2 separate regions of the Homo sapiens genome follow, and region 2 is linked to region 1. Evidence: read pairs that join two places in POLR2A ChIA-PET (ENCODE). Cell type or tissue: A673. All regions are shown on one strand. Links, peaks and the distances in the headings refer to the core of each region. The heading gives the core; the rest is flanking DNA.

Region 1 (5,073 bases), core at 650-4,649:
TTTATGGCTTTAGGTCTAACGTTTAAGTCTTTAATCCATCTTGAATTGATTTTTGTGTAAGGTGTAAGGAAGGGATCCAGTTTCAGCTTTCTACATATGGCTAGCCAGTTTTCCCAGCACCATTTATTAAATAGGAAATCCTTTCCCCATTGCTTGTTTTTCTCAGGTTTGTCAAAGATCAGATAGTTGTAGATATGCGGTGTTATTTCTGAGGGCTCTGTTCTGTTCCATTGATCTATATCTCTGTATTGGCACCAGTACCATGTTGTTTTGGTTACTGTAGCCTTGTAGTATAGTTTGAAGTCAGGTAGTGTGATGCCTCCAGCTTTGTTCTTTTGGCTTAGGATTGACTTGGCGATGTGGGCTCTTTTTTGGTTCCATATGAACTTTAAAGTAGTTTTTTCCAATTCTGTGAAGAAAGTCATTGGTAGCTTGATGGGGATGGCATTGAATCTGTAAATTACCTTGGGCAATATGGCCATTTTCACGATATTGATTCTTCCTACCCATGAGCATGGAATGTTCTTCCATTTGTTTGTATCCTCTTTTATTTCCTTGAGCAGTGGTTTGTAGTTCTCCTTGAAGAGGTCCTTCACATCCCTTGTAAGTTGGATTCCTAGGTATTTTATTCTCTTTGAAGCAATTGTGAATGGGAGTTCACTCATGATTTGGCTCTCTGTTTGTCGGTTATTTGTGTATAAGAATGCTTGTGATTTTTGTACATTGATTTTATATCCTGAGACTTTGCTGAAGTTGCTTATCAGCTTAAGGAGATTTTGGGCTGAGACAATGGGGTTTTCTAGATATACAATCATGTCATCTGCAAACAGGGACAATTTGACTTCCTCTTTTCCTAATTGAATACCCTTTATTTCCTTCTCCTGCCTGATCGTCCTGGCCAGAACTTCCATCACTATGTTGAATAGGAGTGGTGAGAGAGGGCATCCCTGTCTTGTGCCAGTTTTCAAAGGGAATGCTTCCAGTTTTTGCCCATTCAGTGTGGTATTGGCTAAAAACTCTCAATAAATTAGGTATTGATGGGACGTATTTCAAAATAATAAGAACTATCTATGACAAGAGATGATAGGCTCTTTAAATCCTGCCTTGAAGTTCTTTCAGCTTTCATACCTTTCCCTGAAACAACTTAGCCTGCCATTTTCTTCCTTCAACACATTAAAGTACTTAAGAAATAAGAGTGCAACTCCATAGTCCTTTTAATTAACATTGCCACATACAGGTATCTCTCAAATTCTAGAGAGAATGCATAAGGCAGTGCGTCCCCTTTGACTGTATCCCATCCTAACCCACCATCAATGAGAATCTTAGTTATTATTATGTTCCAGTGTGCCAGGACAAATCACCATCTCAATTACACCTGGCAGTAGGCTCCTTATTGTCACTAAGTAATGCAATTACAGAATCCTATCCTGAGAATCTACTCCTTTGAATTACTTTGGCATCAACTGTCTTGGTTTGAATGTCCCCAGAAGCACACTCCAGAATAAAGATTCAAAAGCAAACAGTTCATTTGGAGGTGCAGGAAACACTGGTATAGGAGTGGGGAGTAGGAAGTGATACAAAAAAGAGAAAGCAGCCAAGAAAAGGTACATTTTGTAGACAACTTCCATCATGGAAAATTGAAGCTTAATTTCATGAAAAAGAGGAGAGGAAAAGGGGCAGAGAAATCTGAGAAATGGTATAAAACGCAACTCAGATTTATCCCACTTAAGGAACAAGGGAGCTGAGGCACTCATATATCATTTGTCATCAGTCATTGCTTCTGGATGTCCACTCTGCCACTTCTAGCCTGTAGCATATATGGGAAAGGCCTTCTGGGTTTCCGGATAAAGTACTCATGTATGGAGGCACAGCTACTGCAAAGTTTGAAGTTGATTTAAGCACATTAGGTTAAAAAGTTGAAGGACTTTATTATAAATTTGTGGGATCCTGAAACATCTACTACGTATGGTGAGGCTGAAAATGAATCCATGAAAGAAACAGGTTTTATGAAAAATGAAATAGGTATTTTTGATATATGAAGTTTGAGGTACCTCTGGGATTCCTGTAGTTTGGATGTTCATTCCCCCAAACTTCATGTCAAAATGTGACCCTCAGTGTTGGGTAGGGGCTTAATGGGAGGTATTTGGTCATGGAAGCAGATGCCTCATGCCTAGATAAATCCTCTCCTTGGGAGGGAGAAGAGCTAGTCATTATTCTATTAGTTCCCACAAGAGCTGATTGTTAAAAAGAGCCTGGCCCCTCCCAACTCTTGCTTTCTCTCTCACCATATGCTGTCTGTACATGCCAGCTCCTTTTCACCTTCTGCCATGAGTAGAAGCAGCCTGAGGCCCTCGCCAGATGCTAAGTCTTCCAGTCAGCAGAATCATGAGCCAAATAAACCTTTTTTTCTTTATAAATTACCCACATCAGATATTCTTTTATAGCAACACAAATGGTCTAAGATAGTGATATACAAGGGGATACATCTAGAAGCACTTGAGTATTTGTGTTTGGATCTTAGGAGGGAGAAGTAAGCTTTGGAGATATGTGGAAATTTGTGAGGCATTATAATAATAGATGCTTGAAACCACATGTATTAGCCGGTTTTTCCATTGCTATAAAGAAATACCTGAGGCTGGGTAATTATAAAGAAAACATTTAATTGGCTCACGGCTCTGCAGGCTGTACAGGAAACAAGGCACTGCCATCTGCTTGACTTCTGGTGAGTCCTCAGGAGCATTTACCCATGGTGGAAGATGAAGCCAGTATATCACATGGCAAGAGGAGGAGGAAGAGAGAGAAGGAGGAGGTCTCAGACTCTTAAACAACCAGATTGTGTGTGAACTAACTGAGTGAGAACCCACTCATCACCAAGGGGATGGCACTAAGCCATTCATGAGGGCTCTGACCCATATGATCCAATACCTCCCACCAGGCCCCACCTCCAACATTGGGGGTTACATTTCAACCTGAGATTTGGAGGGGACACAGATCCAAACCACACGACCACAATAATGAAAAGGATTAATCAATTCAGAATGGCAGAAGATGGAATGTTGAGAAATGTCTCTATTTAAAGGAAGATGAAAGAGAAGCCAGTGAAAGGAAGGGAGTTAGAAGAAAGGAAGTTGGAAGGAAGGAAGGAAGAAAGGAAGGAAGGAAGGAAGGAAGGAAGGAAGGAAGGAAGGAAAATGCAGGAGAAGAATACATTGGAAATCAGAATAAGTTAAGTTATTTCAATTCAGCAATGTCATGATTTTTTTGATCAGGGTTGTTTCATTTTTCTGTTTCAGTTCACTAAAAATAAGTTAGAATATTAATCTTTATTTCATTTTTACTGCTGTACTTAACTGAACTCCTTGGATTATAATAAAGACTCATAAGTTCTTTGGGCTACCTGCTTATCATTCTTTATTTTTACTACTTGCCAATCACTTGAAAAGATTTCCCTGCTTGAGAAGGGAACAGAAGAGACAACAATCAGTCCTTTATATATCCTTACTCCCTTTGCTGTATCACAAGTTTCTTAGTGAAAAGAACTGTTATGTGAGATACCATAATGCTGAATAAGGTTTTCTTTGAGTCCACAAATAGTGTTGTTGGAAGAAGCGTGGTGAGCAGAAAAGGCAAATTCATAACCATATCCAGAATGAGTGTCTATTTCAGTAAAAAGTCACTGCACAGTCCTCGGTGAAAATGATCCAACATAACCAGTTACACTTCGATTGAAAGAACAGGCAAGACAGAACTTACAGGGTTTTCTGTTTCCCGAATTTCTTCTGCATGAGGCATCTCTACATGTTCAAGTAAATCCCTAGATTGATACAGTTACATTTAATTGGAATCTCTTTTATTACCTTCTGGCTTGGCCAGAGAACCCCTTGAAGCATGGATTGGAGTTCCTTGGCATGGGAGACAGTGGAGAAAGGCTCTCCAACCTTGAGAAAGTTTGAAACCTTGGATCTGAGAGAGCCTTACTGAGGTGAAATAATTTCTTCATTTAGCTTAAGAAGCCCTGGCAGTTCCTGTTTCCCAGCAGGCAAAAGCAGAATGACCAATTCTGAACAGCATCTCTACTGAGAGCATTTTAATCAGCCAGAATGAATACAGAGCAGCTGGCTCACCACCAAAAATTCGCAGACATGTTTGCACTCAATTGGAAAACAGTAAACATCAGGCATAAGGCCAGATCCATTTGGTATATTAATTTCTTCCTCTAAAATAGATCTTAGAAGCAAATTCTTTTTTTTGCTCTCATCCCTCTGTAAGACCACATAAATTTTTATCCCTTTCATCTTAATATCTAGATTAGCAGGACAGAACTAGCTCAAACCCAGCTTATAATTATCAAGATAGTTCTAATATTCTATGGCATTTTTGTATTCAAAACTATAGACCACTTATAGAATAAAGAGAGAAAGGATGGGTGGTAGGAGTCAGCATAGCGGAATCTAGTTTCACCTCTTTACTAATTTCCCTCATTTTAAAGATAATTGGAATCATTCATTTGACTTTGATCATGTGACTAGAATGTAAAGAGATGATAACAGCAAAGCTTATGTATCTAAATATAGGTAGACACTATGGAAGAAATAATTGTTCCAGGGATATTACTATTGTTTAAACATTTTCTAAAAAATCCTTCTTTGGAATAACTCTCAAGCCACTAGGAAACTCAGTCTTCATAGACTTAAGCCACATTTAACAGTAAAATATTTCTCGATTTATTCATCCACTTATATCTAGCTTGACTCTGAAAGACTTCTGGCAATTTTAGCAACTAAAATCCACCCAAAAGGACATTTTTTCATATATAAGGATTCTCAAAGCAATATGTCTATAAAAAGTAGTCCAGATATTATTTCCAAGCATATTTTGACCAATTGTAGTATCATTACAATAAGTATTTAGCCATCTCAAGGAAAAACTTCAAAAAGGCAGTACTCTTTTGGATATAGAAGTTTTCATATGTTTGTTAAAAATTAGTCATATTACTTTGTAATATTCATCGTTTTATAAATTTCACAAGATGGACAATAACTTCCTAATTCATCCCCTCCATGTGGGGTCTTT
Region 2 (5,073 bases), core at 531-4,530, 250 kb before region 1:
TGAAGTACACATTTGGTAGGCTCTATTCACAGAGGAAGAAATTACTATTCTTTCATTTACGATATACAGACACGTTGAAATTTCATTTTAATTTCTGTTGCTATTATATTTTTCTCCTGACCTTCCTGCTTAGCAGTGCCAGGCCCTCAGTGAGAAGCTCCCGACTCTGATATTGCCTAGCATCCAAAGTACTATCATTCCCATAATTAACAGTGACTGGCTACAAATAATTTAATTCTGGGTCAAATGAAAATGAATCAATGGTGCCAACTCCATTTCCCATCTTTCTAATTTTCTATAACAAAAGAGGGGAGGAAAGTGTCTGTTTCTTGGTGTGAGATTCGTTTAGGAAAGTGATAGACAGATGAGTAATTGGTGATGTCCTAGTCCTCCTTCCCACACAACGCTGTTGTCCCCAGGCAGGAAAATCATTCATTGTACCGAATAAACATTTAAAGTCATATACAATATGTCAGCTGGACATATTTGTGTTTCTAAGAAGATATGCTCATGACTTGGTTTGATGAATTAAGAGGAAAGCACATTTGGAGACAATAAAAATATAAACCCAAGTAGATCTCAGTTTAAAACAAGAGCTTGGCCAGGTGCAGCAGCTCATGCCTGCAATCCCAGCACTTTGGAAAGCCAAGGCTAGGAGGATTACTTGAATCCAGGAGTTTGAAACCAGCCTTGGCAACATAGGGAGACCTTGTTTGTACAAAACATTTTTAAAAGTTAGCTGGGTGTGGTGGCATGCATCTGTGGTCCCAGCTACTCAGGATGCTGAGGTAGGAGGATCACTTGAGCCCAGGAGGTCAAGGCTGCAGTGAGCCATGATCGCACCACTGCATTCCAGCCTGGGTGACAGAGTGAGATCCCATCTCAAAAAACAAAATAAAACAAAAAATAAAATAAAAAAGAACTCCTTCCAGTCCCCTTTATTTGCAGAGACAGTGCTGCTAATGATGCTTCAGCAATGAAATAAGACACAGCAACTGGAAATCTGTAGCATTTTTGATAAAATCAACACACAGACAGGTAAACCTTGGATTCAGAATGTACATTTTACTTATTTACAGAGTTGCAAGTTTAAAATGACTTTAATTGCAATTTAAGTCCTAGCTGAGTTATTCCTGGTTCCACCACTGCACCTCAATCTGCAAAATGAAAAGTTTGGACTCTCTGAACTAGAACTTCTCTTTGTTCTAAAATTCCTAGTAAATGGAGCTGATGGACAGGCCCTGTACCAATTAAATGTGGGGATTCTGTACCAATGTGGGAATTCTGCCAGCTGCTGAGTAGGTCTGTTCCAATTATGCAGTCCAGAACTGTGGAATCAGGCACGGGATGGATTCAGTGCCTGACTCACTGGGCCCACTGTGAAACAGACCTGAGCTAAAACACCATTGATTACCTGCCTTCCATAAGCCCCTGCTCTGACTGGTTGACCACAGTGACATTTTGTGTCTCCTGGAATTAGTGTCAGTTTAGAGCCAGTGTCCACAAGCCCTGAGAAGACTGATTATTTCCTTTCTCCCATGCACACTCATCCTGGTAAAAGGCCTTCAGTCCCTTTGGGGAAGCTGGGAGAAAGACTAACAGTATAAATATTTAGCTGGGTACAAAGATCCTTCTTCAAGGAGGCCCAGCCTCCCCTTCATTCAGTTGGTTCTGGGTCTGTAAAGCAGCTCCAGTCTGGGAATGATGGAGGGGACATGACTCAAGTTAGATTTTCATTCACTAGTCATATAAGTTTTCTACTTATACAGATCAAGTAAGAATTGAGTAGGCTTCCTATCTATTTCACTTCATGATTAACTAGCCAATGACACAGATGGCTGCAAGTCAGACTATGCTGGTTGCTGCTTGAACTCCACTGTCTTTTACAATACCCATGCCCACTCTGCCATGGGCGATTAAGCAATGTTGAACAAGACGACAGTCCCAGCCCTTTGGAATTTACATGCTGGTGGAGGAGAGAAAGAAGAACATAAGAAGTAAATATTTTCAGGCATCAGTTGTAAGTGCTGCCAAGGAGACAAAACAGGAAACTCTCTGAGACCCACTGGGTGTGTGGTCTCAGGAAACGCCTCTGGGAAGCTGTGAGTGGGAGGGCCCTGGGAGAAGAAGCTTCAAAGCAGAAAGGATGGCAAGTACTGTACTCCTAGGAAATGCGTGGAGTGCGGGGGCCTATGTGCACCAGAGGCCCACAAAAGAAACATTCCCAACATTTTGGAATGTTATTTCACGTAGTTTTTCTCAATTTAAAAACTGGACCAGATATGGTTGGAGGGAGTTGTTTAAGTAGATAAAACATGGTCTTTTATTTAAGGTCTCTAGGATGAGAATCTTAATTCTCTGGCTTAAGTTTTAATAAAGAAAGTTTAAATAAAAAAAAGAATATATAAAACTTCAGCTGCTTCTGTACTGAGTTAATAAGTAATAGGAATGAAGGGTTTAAATACGATATGCCTTTGAAAACAAGAGGATCATTGAAATAGAAATTTTCTTATTCCAATGTTATTATTGTTTTCTCCCTCCTCTTTGAGATTCCCAAGCCCCTTGTGCCCTCTTTTCAGGCTCTAATTCCTGGAAGGTGGGAACTGGAAGAGCTGCCTGTCTGTACAGACTGTAAGCAACTTGAGGTGAGGGCTCAGCTATATCCATGAAAGTCCTTGCATGGTTCCAGTGAGTAGAGTAGGTGTTACAATGTTTTTTGAGTTGAATTGGAATGGAATTGGAGAAAAAGAGACTTTGATGAGACTCCTCAGAGATTCAGAAACAGAGTTCCCAGATAAACTCTAGACTGTTGAGAAAAACCCTGGGCCATGAAGGTAGCATTTCACAAAGCAAGCAAAAGTAAAATAGCCCATAAACTTTGGTGAAGAAGAAAAATATTGCAATGGTCAATTTTACATGTTAACTTGACTGGATTAAGGGATACCTAGACAGCTGGTGTCTTAGTCCATTTTTGTTGCTATAAAGGAATACCTGAGGTGGGGCAGTTTATAAAGAAAAGGGGTTTATTTGGCCATGGTTCTGTTGGCTGGAAGACTGGGCATCTGGTGATGGCCTCAGGATGCTTCCACTCAGGAGAGAGGGCAAAGGGGAGCTGGCATGTGCAGAGAACACACAGTGAGAGAGGAAGCAAAAGAGAGGGCTGGGGGGTGCCAGGCCTATTTTTAAACAACCAGCTCTCATGAGAACTAATAGAGCAATAACTCACTCACATTAATCTATTCATGATAGATCCACCTCCAAGACCTAAAAACCTCCCATCAGGCCCCACCTCCAACACCGGGGATCAAATTTCAACGTAAGATTTGGAAAGGTCAAAAATCCAAACTATAGCAGCTAGTAAAGCATTATTTCTGGGTGCGTCTGTGAGGGTGTTTCTGGAGGAGATGGGCATGCAAATTGGTAAACTGAGTGGAGAAGTTCTGCCCTCAGGGGTGGGTGGGCACCATCCAATCGGTTGTGAACCTGGAGAGAACAAAAAGGCAGAGGAAATTCTAATTTGCAGTCTCTCGGAGCTGGGACATCCTTCCTCTCCTGTCCTTGGACAACAGATCCCCAGGTTCTCTGGCCTTTGGACTTTGGGACTTGCACTAGCAGCACCCTGAGTTATTAGGCCTTTAGCCTTGGAATGAGAGTTATATTATCAGCTTCCCTGGTTCTGAGGCCTTCAAACTTATACTGAGCCATGCTACTGGCATCCCAGCATTTCCAGCTTGCAGAAGGCCTGCCATGGGACTCCTCAGCCTCCATAATTGTGTGAGCCGTTGCCTTAATTAGTCCTGTCTCATATCTATCTATCTATCTATCTATCTATCTGCCTGTCTATCTATTCTATCCATTCTTTCCTATTGGTTCTCTCTCTCTGGAGAATGCTGACCAATATAGATTTCTTCCCTCATTTTCCTTAATAACTTCATTTCTCAGGTCCTGTCAGCCGCTGGATCCCACAAAACTCTGCAGAGATTTTGCCACCTGGACTAAGGTAACTAAGCTCACATGACTCCCCCCTCAGCCCTGTCCCCAGCCTAGGTACTCACCATTTATTATAGAGATTAACTTGATTTATGCTTGATTTTACTTGCCATGTTTTCTCCCAAATATTTTGTCCCTGATTAGGCCTTTCTGTTTCTTGCATGGGCCAGACTTGAAATTTAAAAAGCCAGAAAGGAGTCTCTTTCTGCCTCCTCCCCTGCTGTCACTCCAAGGCAATCAACATAGAACAGCTTAGCAAAATGTATGTGAGGAGGAACAAAGGAGATAAGAAATGCCAAACTATGAGTGAGTGTTTCTAAACATTATCCTACATTATCTTCTCTACCTTGTACTTTCAATACATCATCTCATTTGATCTTCACACTCCAAGGTAACAATGCAAAGTCCTAATGTCTTCTTTTACAAAAGAAAAAGCAGGCAGGAGAGCCTGCATGACTTTCCTAAGACTCCATGATAATGGGCAGGAGTAGGGCACACCTGGATTTCTTGATTCCCAGCCCCCGGGAGTCCTGACCTGTTGGCTGAAGAATGATTTGTCTGCAGTAGGAATGAGGATAATATCAAGAATACATCTAAGTTGTCTCTGCTTTTATGTTGCCCTTGAATTCGCTTCTGGACAGGCCATTGGTTTGGAATATTTTGCAGCCACCACAGTGGACCTTTTTCTCTACAGTCTGTTGGGACGACCATGTCTCAATCCAGATTGGCAATTAAAATTGCCACAATAATTTGACCACAGTCATGTACTTTTGGGTCTTTGGATATTGCTTCAATTTCCCAAAAAAGATTGCAAACTGAAAGGACTGGAAAATTCAGCGCTTATGCTGTTAGCCTTCTGTTGACAGGCTAGTGGTTTTATTATAGATAATAAAAGGGAGAAGGAAGCTTGGCCTTTCCTGGTGGCAAGAATATCTTATCCTATGGACCTACTCACTGAGAAGGTCCTTTAACTAATAGCCCCAAGTAACATCTGTTCTTCATTCATTCATTCAATCATTCAACATTTAGGTCTGCTGAAACCCTTTGAGTCCATAATCCAAAATCCATCTTCAAGTCAGCAGC

What was found. Peaks named below come from ENCODE experiments on the same cell type or tissue, not always from the same donor. Only the 100,000 strongest peaks of a DNase experiment are listed, where the experiment ranks them.
Region 2: POLR2A ChIA-PET joins it to region 1 with 5 read pairs; 2 of 35 experiments call an interaction of 5 or more read pairs at or near these places.

Annotation. Positions count from the first base shown.
Region 1 is chr5:75,950,365-75,955,437 of GRCh38, reverse strand. It overlaps a transcript of SV2C not described here. Among named protein-coding and RNA genes, the nearest start is that of SV2C, 130 kb to the left of the region's middle. In A673, for the core only: no CTCF peak of the experiment used is centred there; DNase peaks (open chromatin) are centred at 2,257, 2,957, 3,477 and 4,027; H3K27ac peaks cover 3,249 bases.
Region 2 is chr5:76,196,469-76,201,541 of GRCh38, reverse strand. All of the region lies in intron 3 of SV2C (synaptic vesicle glycoprotein 2C), which reads right to left. Among named protein-coding and RNA genes, the nearest start is that of SV2C-AS2, 110 kb to the left of the region's middle. In A673, for the core only: no CTCF peak of the experiment used is centred there; a DNase peak (open chromatin) is centred at 2,031; H3K27ac peaks cover 952 bases.